2 separate regions of the Homo sapiens genome follow, and region 2 is linked to region 1. The links are chromatin loops, found by intact Hi-C in ENCODE. Cell type or tissue: psoas muscle. All regions are shown on one strand. Each heading gives the region's core, and the rest is flanking DNA. Links, peaks and the distances in the headings are about the cores only.

Evidence for each region. A loop is a pair of places that touch in the nucleus more often than their neighbours do. Peaks named below come from ENCODE experiments on the same cell type or tissue, not always from the same donor. Only the 100,000 strongest peaks of a DNase experiment are listed, where the experiment ranks them.
Region 2: it touches region 1 in a loop (2.0-fold over the local background); 1 of 110 quality-filtered maps calls a loop at or near these places.

What each region holds. Positions count from the first base shown.
Region 1 is chr7:141,438,828-141,444,205 of GRCh38, forward strand. All of the region lies in intron 3 of TMEM178B (transmembrane protein 178B), which reads left to right. Among named protein-coding and RNA genes, the nearest start is that of AGK-DT, 110 kb to the right of the region's middle. In psoas muscle, for the core only: no CTCF peak of the experiment used is centred there; a DNase peak (open chromatin) is centred at 3,194.
Region 2 is chr7:141,349,508-141,354,885 of GRCh38, forward strand. All of the region lies in intron 2 of TMEM178B (transmembrane protein 178B), which reads left to right. It also overlaps the pseudogene NDUFB10P2. Among named protein-coding and RNA genes, the nearest start is that of AGK-DT, 200 kb to the right of the region's middle. In psoas muscle, for the core only: no CTCF peak of the experiment used is centred there; no DNase peak of the experiment used is centred there; H3K27ac peaks cover 579 bases.

The DNA of each region.
Region 1 (5,378 bases), core at 232-5,231:
ATCGTGCCACTGCACTCCAACCTTGGTGATAGAGCAAGATTCCGTCTCAAAAAAAAAGAAAGAAAAAGAAAAAAGAAATGTTTATGGAAAGAAATAAAAGTAAGTCCTGCATTTAGAAACAAATGTCAGTTAGAATTTAGGCACCTGTAGCAAACACCCAACTCAGGTCCCTTCTGTGAGCCACCAGGCTCTGGGTTTCTGAACAGGGGCAGAGGGTGAAGGAGAGAGCCATGCTGGCTCTTTGTCTGCAGGTCAAGCTGGGGACAGGAGGAGTTCATTGCTCTAGGTGTATGGAGTGATCTTGGGGGTTAGTGAGCTGTGGGATTTGGCTTGAGTTCTGAATTTATTGAAGGTCTACCCTTATTCCCTTGAAACACAGCCATTCTGTGCCAAAGACAGGCAGGGTCTTTCCAAGGAAAAATCACTCAGGGCTAAAAAAACCGTCTGCTGTTAGAGTCAGGATGCCCCATGCCAGAGCTGCCTCCTCAGTGAGCCCCACACCTGTGGTTATGGCAGAGGCTGGGGGAGTGAGGGGGACGTGATGGCTCTGTCTAGTAGTTTCCACACTCCTCCTTCTGGTCTCCCACAGAGACAGAGGCTGACAAAACCAGGCATGCTTCCCTGCTCTGTGCCTCAGCATACCCTTCAGTGAAACAAGGAGTCAAACTAGCTTGATGATTTCCACACTATATTTTAGCAATGGAAGCTTTTTTGGTTTTCCTTTTGCAATCCAAATCTTATGTAGCCCCCCAAAATATAAAAAGATAAAAGTGGAGCAGCTCTGTTTGTAGTGAGTGTTCTCTCTAAGACTCTTTTGGATATATAAAGGCAGGCTCTGGTAAAACAAGGCTTTCCTAAGGCTCTAGAGAGGTCTCCCAGGAATCCAAGAAAAGCTGAGCAAACGGGCCGCGGGCAGATAAGGAATCCAGTGAGCCCTGGGGGCCAGCTTCTTTCATCTCCACTTCTTTGATGGCATTTGAGGCTCCTTCATGGTTTTTCATTCTCCCCTCTCTTCATGCCAGGCACAAGGTTCAGATCCTGCCCAGGTGCTACATCTCCAGGACTCTTCAACTCTTTGACAACTTCCCTCTGGCCTGTTGAAGCCAGCTTCCAGAGAAAGAGATTGTGTAATTCACTGGCTTATCTTTTCCAGACAGGGAACACATCACTGGTCAAACAATAAAGGGACAGAATTTGGTGACAGTGGTTGACCAACAGATGTGACTGTGGTAGGGTCATTGGGCTATATCCCACTTAACTGAGACCTTGGTGAGCACCCTCCCAGGATGGAGTGTGGGGGCAGTGAGGGATATGATTGTGCCTGGAGCCCTGCCCTTGGACCGTGCTGAGGCACCTCCCAAAAGCACAGGGCTCTGGGGAAGACCTCTGAATGCCCCTGGGCTCAATTAGGAGTCAGAGGCCCCTTTCTATAGGGTGAATGAGTGAGAGCCTTGCTTACCTTTGTCCAGGCAGTGGTTCTCAACCACTGCACTTTAATCACCCGGAGAGCTTTTAAAAAAATACTGATGCTGGGACCCCACTCCAGACCCATCCAAGTGGAACTTCTGGGGATGATCTTAATGTACAGCCAGAGTTGGGAACTAGTGGAAGAGATGAACTTTCCAGTTCTTTCTAGCGCTAATATTTTATGGTACTAGGGATGAACTGGTTAGCCAAGACCTCTCATGTTTTTTTTTTTTTAACTCCAACTTTTAAGGACTATTTCTCCATACTTTATGCTGCAAGAGACAGGGCAGGGCTGAGATGGGGCCTCGATTATTACTGGGAAAGCTCATCCAAGCTTTTAGTACTGAGGGTCCCAGGTAAATCTGCTTTCTTGGGGACATGCAATCTATTTTTTAAGTGGCAAAACCATCCTGTAAGATACAGTGTTAGCATCACAGAAAGATCTGGGGAAGCTGCTGTTCTAAAAGCTGCCTCTTGCTGACTGCGGCACCTTCCAGGATGGAGCAAATTCATCTCATCCACAGATCAGGTCGCCTTCTTATTTGTCCTGGTGCGTTGTTACTTGTGTCCATAGGTAAAGCCATGTCTTCCTGAAAGAGTCTGGGGAAAAAACGGATGTCCACATACCTTGTGAGTACCATTAGGCACTAACAGAAGGGGCTGGAGAACAAAGCCACTAAGAGCTGGTCCCTCGAAGTGTGGTCTTTCTTGAAGATGACTCTCTCAGGGGTGGGAGGGCACTCCCTTTCTTCTCTAGTTAGGGTTCTTTCCAACTGGGTTAGACACAGCTATGGGAGTCCAGAAGTCCCAGGCAGCTGCCATCTGCTGACTGTGAGCTAGGGACTAGGGAAGGAGCAGACTAGAACAGAAGCTGCACTTCCCGCCTCTTTGCTCAGCAGATAGAGCAAACTGAGAGCCTGGGGCATCAACCCAAAAATGATGCCTTGACCTCTAGAACCCTGTATGTCAGAGAGACATGTCAGCACCACCCCTCTCAGAACCTGGCCAGTCCCTGCTCTCTAGGAGTTAATCTTTAGGGGTTGGCCTGTTGAAGAATTTGGAGAGTAAGCCACCTGTGACAGCCATCTCATAGATAGAGCAGAGCAATCAGCCACTCGAACCATAGAGAGTTATCACAAAGTGGGACAGAAAGGCCCCGTGGCCTTAGCTTTCACCCAGGCTCAGGTTGCTCACCCAGGCTCAGGTTGCAGGCATCTATAACCGAGCACCGACAGGAGCCTGAGGGTTAAAATGGGGCTACAAGTGAGAAGGGTGGGGGGACAACATCAGCAGTGCCTGGAGCTGGCCAGGCCTGGATGTGGAGCAGGTACAGCAGGAAGAGGCAGCAAGAATGAAGAAGGTAAATTTGGAGACAAGAGTTCAAGAGATGAAATTGCAGGTGACTTCAGAGGAAACTGCCAAGGCCAACATGAAAATGGAAGAATTCTATCCCCAACCTCTCCTCTCTTCCAATATGAAGGAAGATGGCCTGCGCTGGGCACTTTTCTGTTCCAGGTTTAACTATTTCCTGGTCAAAGTAGGGGCACCCTGCACCCTGGGAAAGAATTAGCAACAAATTGTTTAATGAACGCTCAGCCCCGAGGAGATGATTAATTAAGTAGGGCAGCTTTGCTCAACCAGGAGGCCGGGGGTGGCAAGTGGGATCCAGTTTTCCCTTTGGCAGGGCCTTCAGGGGAGAATCTCGCCCAGACTGGCACAACACCATTTGTGTGCCTGATGAATCACCAGTGACATTCAGAAGCTCAGGAACAGGATGCCACCAGGGAAAGACTGCAGGCAAGGGAGCACGTGACTGCTATGAGTTCCTGTGATTCCCTTGCTGGGTGCACCTCAGTACTGCTTCGTGGATACGGATCCCCAAGATGAGCATAAACATCAACGTATGCCCTACCCCATCAAGACCCCTCTCACACACCCTCCCACACTCCCTGGAAGACATCCATCACCTCCTCCCCGAATCAGGTCTAAGGCTCCATGATCTTTTGTCTAGGCTAATGCTGGAGCCTCCTCTCTAAACGCCCTGACTCCACTCTGGCCACCCTGCAATCAGTCCTTCACAGAGCAGTTAGCATAATTTTACTTAAAACCATAAATCAGATATGTCAGTCATCCACTGTCAATGGCCCAATAGCTTCCAGTTGAACTTAAAATCTGAACTCCTTACACCTCTTTAGAAGCTGTTTGTAATCAGGCTCATGCTGCCTCTCACCTCCTTTTCTGTTCCTTTCCCTAAAGTCGGGTCACTCCTACCACACTGGCTGCCTTTCTACCCTGGAACACCCAAAGTTTTACTTCAAGGCCCTGGAGTGATCTGACTGCTTTGCACATAGTGTTTCCTTGTAATCCCTTGTGGATGGCTCATTTTTCCAATTCAGGTTCCACCCTTTTAGAGAGGGCTTTCTTGACCACCCAGTTTCATGCAGCCACCTAGGCATGCTCTACACTTTACTTAATTTTGAGTAGCACCCTCTTTATTTTCCAAAACGTTTGTGGTGTTTTCATTTTGGCTGATTTCTTAGGAGCTTAAAACAACAAACATTATTTCATAGATTACATGGTTCAGAATCCCAGGTACAGCTTAACTGGATTTTCTGTGGAAAGTCCCACAAAACTGTGATCAAGGCGTCAGCTGGGGCTGGGTTCTCATCTGATGTTTGAGGCCCTCTTCCAAGATCACAATGTTGGCAGAATTCATTTCCTTGCAGCTGCAGAACTCAGGGAAGTTTGCTTATTCAAGGCCAGCAAGAGAGAGAATCTCTGACTTCTTCCATCTCTGACCTCTAGACCCTCTGTTTGTTTGATTTTTAATAGACCTTATTTTTAGAACAGTTTTAGATTTACAGAAAAATTGAGCAGATTGTAGACTTCCCATAGTATCCTCTGCCACTGTATCCAGTTCCCTGTATTATTAACATGTTACATGATTATGATACATTTGTTATTACTAATGAGTAAATATGTACATTATTATTAGCCAACGGCCCCAGCTGACTCCGATTCCCTCAGTTTTTACCTGATGCCCTTTTCTGTTCTAGGATCCCGTTCAGGACACCACACTGCACGTCATTCTCGAGTCTGCATAGGCTCCTCTTAGCTGTAGCTGTTTCTCAGACTTTCCTTGTTTTTGACGATCTTGGCAGTTTGAAAGAGTACTAGTCAGGCATATTGTAGAATGCTCTTCTATTGAAACTTGTCTGATGTTTTTCTCACGATTAGACTGGGTTAGGGGTTTTGGGGAGAAAGAGGTAAAATGCCATTTTCATCACATCATTTCAACATGATTTATGACTGTTGATATTGTCCTGATCATGTGTTTCTCAAGTTTCCACACTGTAAAATTATTTTTCCCCCATTTCCCATGACTTCCTCGGAAGGAAGTCACCACATGCAGCCCACGCTTGAGGAATGGGGCGTGAAGATGGAGTGCTGCGATGGAGATGCTCCTGTAGGATGGAGTAGCTATCTAATTTGGAATTCTTCTGCGTGGGAGGAGGTCTGTCTCTTCTCCCCCATTTATTAATTTATTCAGTCATTTATACCAGTGTGGACTGATGAGCATTTATCTTACACTTTGGGTTTAATCCAATACTACCTTCTTTTGTTGCTCTCATTGGTACAGCTTTGGCCATTGGGAGAGCTTTCTGTTGGCTCCTGTGCCTGTTTGAGATACCCCCATCAATGTGGGTTTTGGTTTTGACTACTTTTTTATTGTTTGCTTGTTGGAGCACTTAGTTTTTGGCAGGCTTATCTTATATATTTCCTGCCCTAGACCTAGAATCAGCCGTTTCTTCAAGGAGCTCTGTTTCCTTTTATTAGAGAAAGGTATCAGAAACCAAGATATGGGTGATTGGGTGCTAGGTATCTGAAATGTTTTTAACATTCTGGATTTG
Region 2 (5,378 bases), core at 245-5,244, 89 kb before region 1:
TGTATGAGGTGCTTGGGTTGCAGCAATGAGCAAAACAGACAAAGATCCCTGTATTCAGGAGCTTGCACTCCAGTGATGGAGACAGAGAAGCAATAAACAAAACAAATAGGTCAATTATCTGTTATGGCAGAAGGCAATCGTTTCATGGAACAAAGGAAAGATTCAGCAGAATAAGGGGACAGGAGTGCCAGTGGTTGGATCACTGATTTTCTTAAAGAGGGGAAGAAGCTATAATAACAGTGTCAAGGCCTTTTAATTCTTGGGTGAGGTAGGGTGGGCATGTGCTGGATAGGAAGAACAAGGCAGAGCCAGGGCAGAATGTAGTGTTAAACTGCATGGTCAGGGTAAGCCTCATGGAGAAGGCAGCCCCCTCGTTGTTTATTTACTGAGTTCTCACTATTTGCTGAAACCCTGAGGAAGAATCCATGCATCCATCCATGCATCCATGCATCCATCCATCCATCCATCCATCCATCCATCCATCCATCCATGCATGCATCCATCCATGCATCTATCTGTCCATCCATCCATCTATCCATCCATCTAGTAAGATTGAGTGCCTCCTATATGCCTGACACTGTGCTGGGCTTGAAGTTACAGAGATGAATAAGACACAGTATCTACCTTCCAGATGTCACAATGAACCGAAAAAACACAAGAAAACCAGTTGATTACATTGTAGAGCTCTGTCTTCTAGTGTCCTTTCATTCAGGCCCAGCTGAACTCTTCCTTCCTTCACCAATGAGGCCTTCTTTGACCATCCCATCGAGAAAAGCCCTCTCCATGCCTTTCTAATCCTTGACCAGGGTTAATTTCACTCTATGGTATATATCACTCCTGGCATCGTAACATGTTTATTTGTATTTTATCTTCCCCCACTAGAATGTAAGGTCTGAGAGGAGGGACATTGTTTTGTTCAGGGCTGTATCATTATTGTCCGAAACGATACCTAGTATGGAGAAGATAATTAATATTTGTTGAAAACATGAATAAATAAATGAAGTGCTATAAAAGAGGGATATATTAAATATGGTGCTGCTGACCTTGTATCTCCTAACATAGCAGTGAGCAGAAAAAGCAATATTCACATAGAATCTCCTGGGAACAGTGTAAGGGAGATGATTAAAGTAATGTTATTATAGTAAGAAAATGTAATATATGTTTACCAGGTTAAATTTTTTAATTTTAAATTACAAAATATTTCAGACAAACAGAAAAGTGCATCAAATGGTCATATATACCTTTAACGTGTATTTTTGTTTTCTTTTTCTTACATACACACACACAAAACAAAAGACTTCCCTGAAGGTTTTATAGTGCTTGATTCCCGTGATTCAAAGCAGCAATACTTAGTAACAAGCAGCCCTTGATCACTTAAAAACTATAGAAGTCGTGTCTAAAGAGTCAAAGAATAACCCCTATCCCTGGCTTGGTGAAACTGTACCTGGGGCCCTCCTAGAACACATGACTTGCTCATCCTCTGGCATTCTTATTAGCAAATATTACCTCCATATGGATGATGGATGGAGTGCTGTGCAGCAGGAAGTGATGTTAGCAGTGTGACAACTAAAACTCAGTGTCTTTGGAACTGATCTCCTCTGAAGCACTGATCTCCTTTGATGTAGAAAGCCAAGGAAGAGTGTCTCACCTATTCCTTTTCCAAAGATAGTCCATCTTTAGCTTTTGCTGCAAATGACCCCCAAACTCTCGTGACATAAAGTAACAATTATGTATTTAGACCAAAAGTTTCTGAGTTGGCAGTGTGATCTGGGCTCAGCTGGGCAGTCCTTCTCATCTCCAAGAGGTCACTCATGCATTTACAGTCAGCTGAAGTTGGCTGAGGGCAGGCTGGCCTAGAATGGCCTTAGCCGGAACGGCTGGTCACTGCCTCTAGCAGGCCAGTCCAGGCTTGTTTACATGGCAGTTTGGCAGGTTTCTGAGAGAGAGCAGCAGTGTGTGAGGCACAGGTGTGCAAGGACAAGGTTACTTTTGCTGTATTCTGTTGCTCAAAGTAAGTCACAAAATCAGCCCACATTGAAGGGGTGGAGAAAAAGACCCCACCCCTTGATAAGAGGGGCTTCAAAGTCACCTTTGGAGGAATATGGATACAGTAGGGAGAATAGAATGGTTGTGGCCATTTTTGCTCAGAATCTTCCCAAAGGCTGATACCATTTTACATCAATCTGAATGTCTACTTTACTTTATCTTCTCATCTCATTTTTTAAAAATTGAAAAAATGTCCTACCAATTTTATGACCCTTTTTAGCACCCCCCAACTTCAGATCACTGAACCAGGTATTTTTTAGAGATAAGAAATGAACAAATAATGAAGTGGTATGTCCCACCTTCAAAGATGCTCCTGCAAACAGAAAGAAATAAGAAAGAGACTTGAGAGGCTGTGAGACAGGGACAGAGAGACAGAGGCCAGGGCAGCATGTCCAGGAGTGGAGTCCACCACCCACCACCACGATGCCAGAGAGCTGGGACAAGGATGTGTACCCCAAGTCCCCATGCCCTCGCTGCAGGCCTTGCTCCCCAAACCCATCACCTACTTGATGAAGGCCTTTGACCTCCTCATGGCCTTTGTGAGAGAGAGTTTATAAAGGGGCAGCATGTGAAGAAGGTATTACTACTACCACTGGGAGTATCGCCACATGCCAGACATCATTGAATGCAAGGAGGATGTTTTGTGCATGTTTGGAGCTGAAATGCAATGGAGAAGGGACCACAAAATCAGTCAAGAAATTGTTGACCTCATCCAGGAGAGGCTTAAGGAGGGAGCTACAGACAGACTGTGCCAAGGAGCTGGAACCCTTCACCCTGGTGGCCAAGGCATGCCAGGACCGCTATCATGACCAGGGAGTCCACTATTTTTTTTTTTTTTTTTTGAGACCGAGTCTCACTCTGTCACCCAGGCTGGAGTGCAGTGGTGCGATCTTGGCTCACTGCAACCTCTGCTTCCCAGGTTGACGTGATTCCCCTGCCTCAGCCCTCCTGAGTAGCTGGGATTACAAGCACGCGCCACCACGCCCCACTAATTTTTTTTGTATTTTTAGTAGAGACGGGGTTTCACCACATTGGTCAGGCTGGTCTCAAACTCCTGACCTCATGATCCACCCGCCTCGGCCTCCCAGAGTGCTGGGATTCCAGGCATGAGCCACCGCGCCCGGCTGGGAGTCCGCTATTCTGAAGTACCTGGTGAAACAGAGGAAGAGGATGCTGGTGGAGAGAAAAGCTGCAAAGGAGGCTGCTGCTGCCTGAGGCAGCTGTGTGGGTTCCCCCTGCGCTATGTGGCTCTATATGACTATCACTGTATTTCTGAAATAAAGTGATGCAACCTGAAAAAAAAGAGACTTGAGAACAACACGATTTCATAGAAGTTTGTTGAGTATCCCAAATGTGCCAGGCTCAGTAAGAAAAAAGAGAACCAAAGATGGATAGAATACAACTTCTCTTCTTGAGGCATTCACAGTTGTTTTCAAATTATTTAGCATTGTTTCTGGTGGTTCACTGTCCCTCACCCCTACATTCAAACACAAAGTCCCGTGGATTTTGCTTTTAAATGCCTCCTTGGATGCATCCCTTCCACCACCACCTTGGTTCAGTCCTCTTCATCTGTTGCCATGACTACAGCACACCCTTCTTGCTGGTCTCCTCACATCAATCTCTCCTTCTCTGCCAACATATCGGCTGAGTTCGCATTCCAACTGGAATGTCCTCTGACATGCAAACTTAGCCATGCAACATGCTCATAGTAAGAATGCCCTCATGAGCATTCTCCTAAGGATCTTTCCAGCCTAAAGGTTCACAGCTAAGGATCTTTCCATGCAACACAAGACTCATTTTGAGCTGGCATGCCCTCACCCCACCGTCTCTCCAGGCTTATCTCACATTTTATTCTCAAGGAAAACAGAACTGTTGGTAGTTTCTTGAACATGCCAATCTTTCTCAAATCTTTTGCTTTACATAGATGTTGTTCCTTTTGACAAGAGCCACTCTTCTCCCACTTGTCTGCCTATAGCCTGTAACTTTCTTTGAGGGCAGGTCATTCTCAAAATTACTTAGAAGCTGTATATGATACTCAAAACATACACTATTACTGCTGTCTCTGATGACTTCAGACTTCCATTCCTACTTCAAGCATAAGCCCCATTGCTCCTTTCCTATTAGGATCACACTGCACCATCATTGCCTTTGTTCTGTTTTGTTCAATCTCTGTAACCTTCTTTAAGACAGTGACCATATCTTTTCAGCCTTCTCTATTCAGCAACTAGTACTTAATAAATATTAATGGAATGAATTAAATCAAACCAGAAAGAAGTGGAAAATATTAAGTTCATTTTAGTTATACTAATGGACAGGCAGCAAAGTATCCTCTAATGATCATTGAATTTGATGCCAGAAGAGGCCGCCTTGCCCCTTAATAGCCATTTGACCTTGAGAAAGTCTCATTCTCTCTTAGAGTTTCAGTTTCCTCATTAGCTAAACAAGAATAAACCTACCCCTGTCTACCTCATAGTGTTAAAAGGATCAAATGAGAGAATGAAATGTGGGCATCTGATTATTTGCAAAGCAAATCTGAGAACTAGCCCAAATCCTTAGAGCAAGCTTTAAAGAGTCTACAGTCTTTTAGCCCACTCTTGGGCTCCACAGTTTATGGTCTGCAACTCGTAAAGTCTCCAGGAGGCAGTAGCAATATATATGATTTGAGTATGAATGTATGTTATGTTTTGAGCTTAATATAGACTTCAAAATACTGTCATTTTTGGTTTCTTTTCTTTAGAATAAGATATCCTCAAAGAATGTTAAAGAACTTATGTATCAGAGAAATACATTGTATTTGGCAGAAATGTTTCTAGTGCTGAGGCAGTTATGCTATGCACAGTAAGTTCTCTTCCACTTCCTGCCACAACTCTGAAACCTCAAATTTGGCACAGCAGACAGTTCTGACAAAATAATGAAGCAGCTTACTCACTCCAGTATGGACCAGGAAAATGAGATGTTCAGGAGTCTGAGTGTATGTGTTCACATGTGTGTGTGCTCAGGCCTTGAAGTCTTTTCTTTTGGGAGCAGTTTCTTGTATTCTTTCGTATCCCCTTCCTACTTATTCAACCATATTCCTCTATTATTAACCCCCAAAGTCAAATCCTTTTAAGCCTTAGAAACCTACCATAGTGGCCCATCTTTATGTCCCACACTCTCCACCTTTGTGGTTTCGTGGTTCCTATTTGTTCACTCCCTTTAGTTCCATTTCTGTGTCCTTTGTTTGTTCCTGAGCCATTGTTACTTGCACCACCTCCTCCTGGGACATTGCACTGAGTTTCTCTCTTTCCTTTCATCTCCTCAGGACTCCAGTGTCTTCTGACTTTTCTCCCCTT